2 separate regions of the Homo sapiens genome follow, and region 1 is linked to region 2. A link is a contact called in ENCODE Hi-C data. All regions are on one chromosome and are shown on one strand. Each heading gives the region's core, a stretch centred on a gene start or an enhancer-like site at or near the end of the contact. The rest is flanking DNA. Distances are from core to core; before and after follow the strand shown.

Region 1 (4,771 bases), core at 591-3,090, 420 kb before region 2:
AACAGGCAGGGCCATGGTGTGGCCAGGGCAGGAAAGAGCCAAAGCAGGGCCAGGACAAATCAGGGCGAGGACATGTCCAAGGCCAGCTCAGGGCCAGAACAGGACCAGGACCGTGACCATTGGCAGGACCAGGGTCACGACAAGAGACAGGGCCAGAGCCAAGGCAGGGCCAGTGCAGGTTCAGGGAAGGTCCTGGCCAGGGCAGGGCAGGACCGGGACAGGCCAGGTAATGGTAGGGCAGGTCCAGGGCAGGGCCAGGCTGAAGGCCAAGGCCTTGCCCAGAGCAGAGCCAAGGCAGAGGCAGGGCCACGGCATGGCAGAGCCAAGGTAGCACAGGGCCAAGAAAAAGCCAGGGCAGTTAGGAGCCAGGGCAGGGCCAGGACATTGCCAATACCAGGGCAGGGCCAGGGAATGGCCAGGGCAGAGCCAGGACCATCACCATGGCAGGGGCAGGACCAGGTTTGGGGCAGGAGCAAAACACGGGCAAGGACAGTGCAGGTTCATGGTACAACCAGGGTCCAGAACAGGGGCAGGGCAGGGCCAAGGAAGGGTCTGGGCCACGGCAAGACCAGTGACAGGGCTGGGGCTAGGACGGTGACAGGGCCAGAATCAGGGGAAGGGCCAAGCAGTGCAAGGCCAGGGTGGGGCCAGGCATTTCAGGGTCAGGGCCAGGGCAGAACCAGGGTAAGGTTTCAAGCAGGGAAGGGCCAGGGCCAGGACAGGAGCAGGGTCTGGGGTAGGGCAAGGGTAGGGCCAGAACAAGGGCAGGGCCAGAGCAGGGTAAGGGTCAGGGCCAAGGCCAGGGTAGGGACAGGATGAGAAATATGGCAGGACCAGGGGTAAGGCCAAGGCCAGGGCTGAGTCAGGGCAGGGAAGGGCGTGGTATGGCCAGTGCAGGACAGGACCAGAGCTGGTCCATAGACAGGGCAGGGCCCATGATGCCAAGGCAGGGCCAGGCTAGTGCCAGGGCTGAGGCAGTGTCCGAGGATGTCCAGGGCACAGCCAGGTCCAGAGCCAAGCCAGGGAACAGCCAAGTCAGGGTAGGGCAGGGCAATGGCAAGGCTGGGTCACTGCCGGGACAGGGCAGAACAGGGCAAGGTGATGGTAGGGGCAGGGCAGGGATAGGCCAAGGCAGGGCCAGGTCACTTCAGGGCCAGGACATCTCCAAGTCCAGTTCAGGGCCAGGGCCAGGGCTATGGCAGGACAAAGGCCAGGGCAAGGGCCAGGGCCAGAACCAGGTCTGGGCTACGGCCAGGTCCAGAGCACGGCCTAGCCAAGGCTAGCGTGAGGGCCAAGGTAGGTCCATGGCAGGGTCAAACCAGAGTAGGACAAGGGCAGGTCCAGGGCAGGGTGATGACACAGCCAGAGCACGGCAGAGCGTGTGGTGCCAAGACCAGGGACCGACCAGTGCCAGCTCAGGACCAGGACATTTCGACCATGGCCAGGGCAGAGCCAGGAAAGGGTCTAGGTCGGGACCAGGACTAAGGCGGAGTAGGGCCAGAGCCATGGCAGAGTCAGGGCACGTCCCTGGCAGGGCCAGGTCCCAGGCCAGGGATATGGCAGCAGCAGGGACAGGGCCTGGATAACGGTCAGGGCCAGGGATATGGAAGGACCAGGGTCAGGGCCAGGGCCTGGGCGGGGCCAGGACAGGGCCAGAACCAGGCCATAGTGAGGGCCGGGCAAAAGCCACGGCAGAGTCAGGGCAGGCCCATGGAGCGGCCAGTGCCAGGAGGGGCCAGGGGACAACCAGGGCAGGGTAAGGCAGGGCAATGGCACAACTGGGCCATGGCAGGGCGAGGTCATTGCCGGCAGAGGGCAGAACAGGCAGGGACATGGTGGGGCCAGGGCAGGGACGGGCCAAGGCAGGGCTGGGACAAATCAGGGCCAGGACATGTCCAAGTCCAGGTCAGGGCCAGAACAGGACCAGGACCATGACCTTTGGCAGGGCCAGGGCCATGGCAGGCCCAGGGTCAGCACAAGGAGCAGATCAGAGCCAAGGCCGGGCCAGCACAGATTCAGGGAAGGTCCAGGGCAGACGCAGGGCCACAGCCTGAGCCAGGGAAGGGCCAGTGCAAGGGCAGGGCCAGGGCAGGGACACAATAACACAGGGCTAAGACAGGGCCAGGGTGGGGCCAGGGCAGGGTAGGGCAGGGCCAAGACAGCCAGGTAACAGTAGGGCAGTCCAGGACAGGGCGGGGCCAGGCTGAATGCCAATGCACCGGCCCTCCCTACAAGGCTCCTGCCACCTGGCCACTGCCGCAGCTCCACCACTGCCATAGGCCTGCCCCCACCCTGGCTGCTGCCACCTGCCTTCCTAGTGTTGCCACCCTCCTACCTCTCTGGCATGCTTCAGTGAGGCGAGCTGCAGTGTTGCAACCTTCAGTGTATGGCAGGTGTCTCCTCCTCCTCCTGGCATGGAGCAGCTGGGCAGACAAAGCCAGAAGAGCCTAGAGGAAGATGCAAAGGGTGGTAGCGTCAGAGCCTCACCTTGTCATGTGAGCCACTGGGTGGCAGAGGCCAGTTTCAGCAAAGGCACTCACACCCAGCCTCCAAAGTCCAGCCTCTCCTTTTGGCCCAAGCTAGCCAGGAACTGGGGCCTAAGGTGGGTGCTGGAGACACCACAGATCCCAGCTCCCCACTCCACAGGAGCCGCTGGGCCCACCGGGGCTGCACTCCTTGTTGAGCAGGAGCAGCAGAAACTCAGAGATCAAGCCAACCCTCTGCATCCAGGTGCCAATTCCCATTCTGGACGCCTCCACGCACAGGGCCCTGTTCCCTGTGGTGTCCACTACTCCATACCCAGAGGTGCCAGGCAGGCTCTGTGGCACAGACCCAGAATGCACAGGCCCAGTAACCATGGCAGGTGTGGGCTCTGCCATGCTTAGGATTCCCACGGAAACACTGTGCACCTGCCACACTCCAGTATGAGCAACAGGAGGTCGCCCTCTGGAGTGTGGAGTCCAGGGAGAGGAGAATTGCTCCTTCCTTGGATGCCACCACTGTCGCTGCCACCTCTACCAACCACCGCCAGCAGTGCAGCCCCCAACAGCACCCAACTAGCCCCCCTCCATGGCTAGTCCTGCCTCAATAGCGCCCCCCACTTCCACCCCCAACAAAGCCGCCAGCAGCATAGTACCTGATTAGTGCCCCTAACCTGTCCTCCTCCACGGGCACTGCAGCCCCAGAGAGCACCCATAACCCACTCCCCGCCATGGGCAGCACAGCCCCATATAGTGCTACCAACAGGTACACCCAACGCAGGCAGTGACACCTCTGAGAGTACCCCCAACGCACCCCCCACTGTGAGAAGTCCAGCCCCAGATAGCCCCTGTCGTACCACTCTGGTAGTGCTGCAGTCTCTGTCGCCGCCACCACCAACCACAGTGAGGCGAGCCGCTGCGCCACAGGCTCTAGCCTCCAGCTGCCAGGCACAGAGCAGCTCTTGCTGACGGCCGCCTCCTACCACTTCAACCACGCTGCTGTCTCCATGGCCATCTTCTTTGACTACAAAGGAATAAAACTAGATATAAGTAAGAGAGTGATTTTGGAAACCATACAATCACATGGAAGTTAAACAATCCATTCGTGAATGAATGACTAGTGGGTCAATGAAGATACTAAGATGGCAATTGAAAAATTTCTTGAAACAAATGGTAATGAAAACACAATATACCAAAACTTATGACACACAAAAAGCAGTAGAAAGGCAGAAATGTATAGCTATAAGTGCCTACCATCCAAACAGAAGAAAAACTTCAAATAAACAATACACCTTAAACAACTAGTAAAGAACAAACTAAACCCAACATAAATAATAAAGATTGTAGCAAAAATAAAATTGAAATAAAAAAACACAAGACTAAACAAAAAGTTGGCTTTCTGGAAAGTTAAACAAAATTGACAAACTTTTAGTCAGGCTAACTAAGAAAAAGAGAAGATTCAAATAAATAAAATCAAGAGATAAAAAAAGGAGACATTACAACTGATGCTTCAGAAATGCAAAGGATCATAACTGCCTATTTAATAGGCCAATTAATTAAAAAGCCTAGTAGAAACTGACAAATTCCTAGACGCATACAATCTACCTAGGTTGAACCATGAAAACATCGAAGACCTGAACAGATCGGTAACAAATAATGAGATTGAAGCCATCAGAAAAAGTCTCCCAGTAAAGAAAAGCCCAGGAACCGATGGCTTCACTGCTGATGGCTTCACACCACACATTCACAGACCTAGTACCGATCCTACTCAAAGCTATTTTGAAAAACAGGAGGGCAGACCTAGTACCAATACTACTCAAAACTATTTTGAAAAACAGGAGGGAATACTTCCAAACTTATTCTATGAGGCCATTATTACCATAATACCAAAATCAGACAAAGACATCAAACAAGGAAACTACAGGCCAGTATCTCTAATATTGATACAAAAATCCTCAACAAAATGCCAGCAAATCAAATTCAACAATACATTAAAAAGATAATTCATCATGACCAAGTGGGATGTATCCCTGAGATGCAAGGGCCATTCAACACAAAATCAGAGGGATACACCATATCAACCGAATAAAGGACAAAAACGGTACAATCGTGTCAATTGAAACTGAAAAAGCATCTGATGAAATTCAGCATCCCTTCATGCTATAAATAAATCATCAAAAATCTGGATACAGAAGAAACATACCTCACCATAATAAAAACCACACGAGAGAGACCCACAGCTAGAATCACATGGGATGGGGATATATGGAAAGCTCTTCCTCTAAGATCTG
Region 2 (4,466 bases), core at 1,549-4,048:
GGAATTCAGATAGGCTTCAGTTTTAGGAATGCACCCTGCCATGCATGGGGAAAGGAGCAAGGTGGAGCCCACTCCCTAAAAGTATTGGAAAAGCAGCTGCACAGCTTGGTCCCGCGTGACTCCAGGACAGAGACAGGGTCGTCTGCATCAGAAACACAGTGGGTCCACTGGGCGTGGCAGGCTTTGGCAACATCCTGGCAGCTGTCCAGTTCACAGCACCCATCCAGTGTTGGAAATGGTTGAGGGAGATTCCCGGCAGTGCTGTCTGCGGAAGCCCGGCACTGCTTTGGTCAGCATGGGCGCCTCTGTTCATGGCAGCAGCTCCCTCTATGGAGGTGGTGTTAGGAAGAGTTTGGGAGGGCTCCCAGTCCTAGGAACAACAGCACCACCAAATGAGTGACTGACCATTGAAGAAAGTCAAAATATTTTGCCCCAAAATATATTTCTTTGACTTCTTTTGAAATGGCTGCCGTAGGACCAGCAGACTGAAATGGCCCTGCAAAGCTGTCTTGTGGGAGAAATTTGCGTCTGTAGAGAATCTCCATTGTTGCAGCCAGGCCTTCCCTTTCTAGGCCTTTCCTCAATCTAAGAGAGACTGAGACTCTGACACTTCCAAAGGTCTGAAAGGGAACATTTACCATCTATTTCCTCTGGGGCTGTATTATGAGGGGCTTCATCTAGACCGCCTTTGCTGGCCATAACCTGTCCTGCCTCTAAAACCTGGTTTTGGTCATGCGCTGAGCCTGTGTTCTTTCTATAACCTCAAGATGGTCTAGAAACTTCTATACCTTACTGGGGGGTTGGGACTTCATTCTGAAGGCTCCTGTGGGTACGCGTTAAGTACATTTGTATGCATTTTCTCCTGTTAATCAATCTGCCTCATGTCCGTTATTTTTCAGAGAACCTTCAGGGGCTAAGGCCAAAGCTGTCCCTTGCCCCCCACATCTGGACCCAGGCATCAAACCAGACACCCAGGAGGCAGGCAGGGAGGGCCGAGCCTCCGGATCTGTACAGATACACAGCTCATTCTTACTTTAGTGGTTCCCAGAGAGCCTAGTGGCAAAGACCCAAGCGCAAGAGGGAGTTTGTTTCTCCCGGTTCAGAGATAGCTTATTATAGGAGCAAAGACTTAAAATCAAAACCTGCTCTGTGGTAGCTCCAGTCTATTATCCATCTCTGATGGGTGGGCTCAGCCCACTGCCTGCCTCACTTGGAGGCCACAATACCCCTCTACCAGTGTGGGCCCGGCTGGCGTGTTCATGCTGACTCCATCCCCTTAGCCATACTTAATCGGGTCAGGGTGGAACCTTGACTGTAGATGAATCATTCTTGGTACAAGAATTAGTATCAAGAAAGCCATTCCTCCTCTGTTTTGGCACGTGATGTGCAGACTCAGGAGCTGTGGGGCAGCCCAGGGGCATCAGGGGACGCCCCGGTCATGGAGAGAAAAGAAGGAAATGCATGCTCAAAGAGGAGCAGAGGCAAGACCTGGACAGTGCTGGGGGTTTCCAGGTGGCGGCTGCAGGCCCTTCTGAAGCCAGCCGTGATCTCGGCCTTGCTGTCTGATAGACACTCCACTGTCTTCACAGTGAGAGCCATCATTGTTGTCTTTCCCAGTTTCTTTCTTGGGGACTTCCTCTTCATGCTTCCCAATTTAACTCAAGCCCCTTTTCTTTAGACGACCCTCCAGACCTTTCTAGGCTGCTGGTTGCTTCCTTCTGTGTTTTCACAGAGCACTTTGCCTAGGTCCCTCGGAATTCCTTAAAGGTGTTGTGTCTAAATTTGTCTTTGTAGCACCATTGTGTATTACAGAGCTTGACAATACAAAGAGCGCCAACAGAGTCTTAGAATGAGCTGCTCAGAGCTACGTCCCAAAGTGATAAAATATATTAATAGCGCCTAACAATTAGCAAACTTTTCAAGAAATTTGGCTATGAAGAGGAGAGAGTGTGGTATCTGGGGGGAGGATGAAATGATATAGGACCCAGGCCAGCAGGAAGCCCAGTGAGCTCGGCAGGGAGAGGGCAGCCATCCAGGGCAGAGCTGGCTTCAGAGCACCTTTACGTGACAATGTGTGATATTTGATGTGAGAATTTGATTTTCTGCTTCCGTAGCAAAATATTCTTTTTAAGAGATTGTCGTGTGGTCCTGAGCTGTTTTTGACAGCGTATTTCGGTGGGTATTCAAAAGGCTTGGGTGTTGAGAAAGCTCAAGATCCGCACGTGAAGATGACTGCCAGCCCTCAGCCCCAGTTAGAAACCTTGAGAGAACCAGCGAGGTCTGGGCAGAGACCAGAGAGCTCAAGGAGAGTAAGAAGAAAAAGACGGGTGGAGGGGCTGAGCTCAGCTTGGATCGCAGCAAGAACCCTGAGAAGGTTCTGAGTCAGTGGCAGTTGGAAGTGCAGGCAGTTAGAGGCTGGTTCCGCAGCAGTTGGAGGGGAGGACAGTAACCAGGGAAGGTTAGCGCCAGCAGGGCTGCACGCCACAGGCTGGGGCTGGGGGAGAGGGAAGGTACAGAGAGCGGCAAACTGTCGAACTCCTTCCTCTTCATGCTTCACGGTTCCCCAGCCACGTGTTTGGTGTAAATGAGGAGGGCCGGAGGGGCCAGCCTGCAGGGTGGGTTCCAGTTGCCCTGAAAGGCAGGGAGCAGGCAGAGATAGAGTGCAGGGCATGGCATTGGAGGCCCAGTCCACCCTGTTCACCCTCCTCTCCCACATCAGGCTGGCACTCTGCACATTTAGGGTGTGGCCAAGCCTCAGCCAGCAGAAGCAAGTCTGGTCTTGCTGACCAGCCTGGCCGGCTGGCGGAGAAAAGGAGAAGACGGTGTCTCTAGGGAGATCCCGGGCCTGAGCGGCAGCGTCTGTCAAATGTGTTTGGCTTCTGTCTCTTGAGTAGCCCATCTGAAATGAGGAAAGGGCCAAGGGGCCCCGGGGCTCAGGTCCACCACCCACACTCCCATTCTCACAGCCCTGCTGGACCAAGGCATCTCTCAAGTGGGCCGCACTGGCCGTTTTTCTTGGTTGCTTGCCTGACTCCAATCTACTCTCCACAAAGCAGTTAGAATTAGAAAACAGACGAAAGCCATGTCTGCCGCCAGCCCTGCTGTGCTGCCTGTGGCCAGCCACCCGCCCCAGACCCCACAGCCATGGCTGGTCACCTGCCTTAGGCTCCACAGCCCTGCTGGCTGGTCACCTGCCTCAGAACCCACAGTCAGTTCCTGCCTCCTGCAGATGTCGTCTAGGGCTCAGCAAAAAGACCTCTCATTTTCCTATCTCACAGTGCCTCCCTGCCACGCTCTGGCTCTGTATCCTCTTAATTTATTTCTAGTCCTTATCATAAAGTATGAGCCTTTGTCTGTTCACAATCTGTTAGAGGCTCTGTGTTTTTCATCCACACTTAGCGTACATGTGTTGCAGAAGGTGCAAATTAGTCTTGTAGAAGAAAATAAAATCTTGGGACCCCGAAACTCAGTATGCCAAAGGGAAAGTTAAGCTTGTGAAGTGAGTCACACAATACCACCTTTCTTTTGTTCCCAGACAGACAGCTACAACTTCACGACCCTGTGTCATAGCCTCATCCATCAGCCAGGTTCTCACATGGCCTCTGTCACGAATTGCTCACAAGGAAGTGTAGCCATTTGTCTTAGTGCCTCCACTCCCTCCCTCCCTTCCTTCCTGCTGTTTTTTTTTCCCCTTTAAATACTGAGTCTCCACAACCTTCTTTGGAAAGCTCGGATTACAGATACTCCTCTAACTCATGTTTTTCCTGGGCATATCCCCAAACTCTGGTTAAATAAACCTCTATCGATTGAGACTCCTGCCTCAGTCACATTTGGTTAGCAGACTCTGGCTTAAAAGTTTTGGCGACTTTGACTTTTATATGCTGAAACTACAGTGGCCAGTCAGATTTTGGGGGCTCCTGGCATTTCTGGCTCTTTAGCCTAATCTTTTCCATACTGACAGCTCTCTCTCTCTCTCTCTCTCTCTCAGACCCCGCTGACAAACTTGTTGCTACCAAACACAGCACTCTAGTTTCTCTTTCTCTAAATTATTTTCAGGATTCATTTCGCCACTGAACTTTATTTTTACTGAATCACATGTCTTTTGTCGACAACTGATGTCTACCGAAGGCACAGGTGCTCCCTGGTTCAGGCATGGATGTCTAATATCTCATGGACCCTGATGTTGTGCTCCACATTGGTTTCTGATTTTGTTCTGTCACTCCCCAAAGTGTGTTTGCTGAGATGCAGTAACCCATTCAACAAAATATTCTTTGCAACAGGAATTGTTGCATTTTCTTATAAATGTTTAGGTTTGGTGCTGGCCCTCGCACCCAAAGACCATCAAGGGAAGGTGAAAGAGCCACGGTTCCTGAGCCACAGGCCCTGAGCTGGTATTTAGCTCTCTGTTTGCACAGCTTTGATGACAGTGGCTTAGACAGGCCACCTCACTATCTTGACTGGCAAAA

The links. Hi-C counts contacts between places; a loop is a spot of excess contacts on that map. Pooled maps may share reads with other maps.
Region 1: a pooled map shows a loop between it and region 2 (2.8-fold over the local background). The contact joins two enhancer-like sites. A Hi-C loop is called at or near these places in 2 of 50 pooled maps.

The regions. Positions count from the first base shown.
Region 1 is chr18:12,083,905-12,088,675 of GRCh38, reverse strand. No RefSeq gene overlaps it. Among named protein-coding and RNA genes, the nearest start is that of ANKRD62, 7.6 kb to the left of the region's middle. RefSeq lists an enhancer at 1,776-2,508. Within about 2 kb of position 1,840, at least 4 of the 41 ENCODE cell types and tissues checked have a DNase peak (open chromatin) inside an H3K27ac peak, as active enhancers do.
Region 2 is chr18:11,668,128-11,672,593 of GRCh38, reverse strand. No RefSeq gene overlaps it. Among named protein-coding and RNA genes, the nearest start is that of MIR7153, 15 kb to the right of the region's middle. Within about 2 kb of position 2,798, at least 2 of the 41 ENCODE cell types and tissues checked have a DNase peak (open chromatin) inside an H3K27ac peak, as active enhancers do.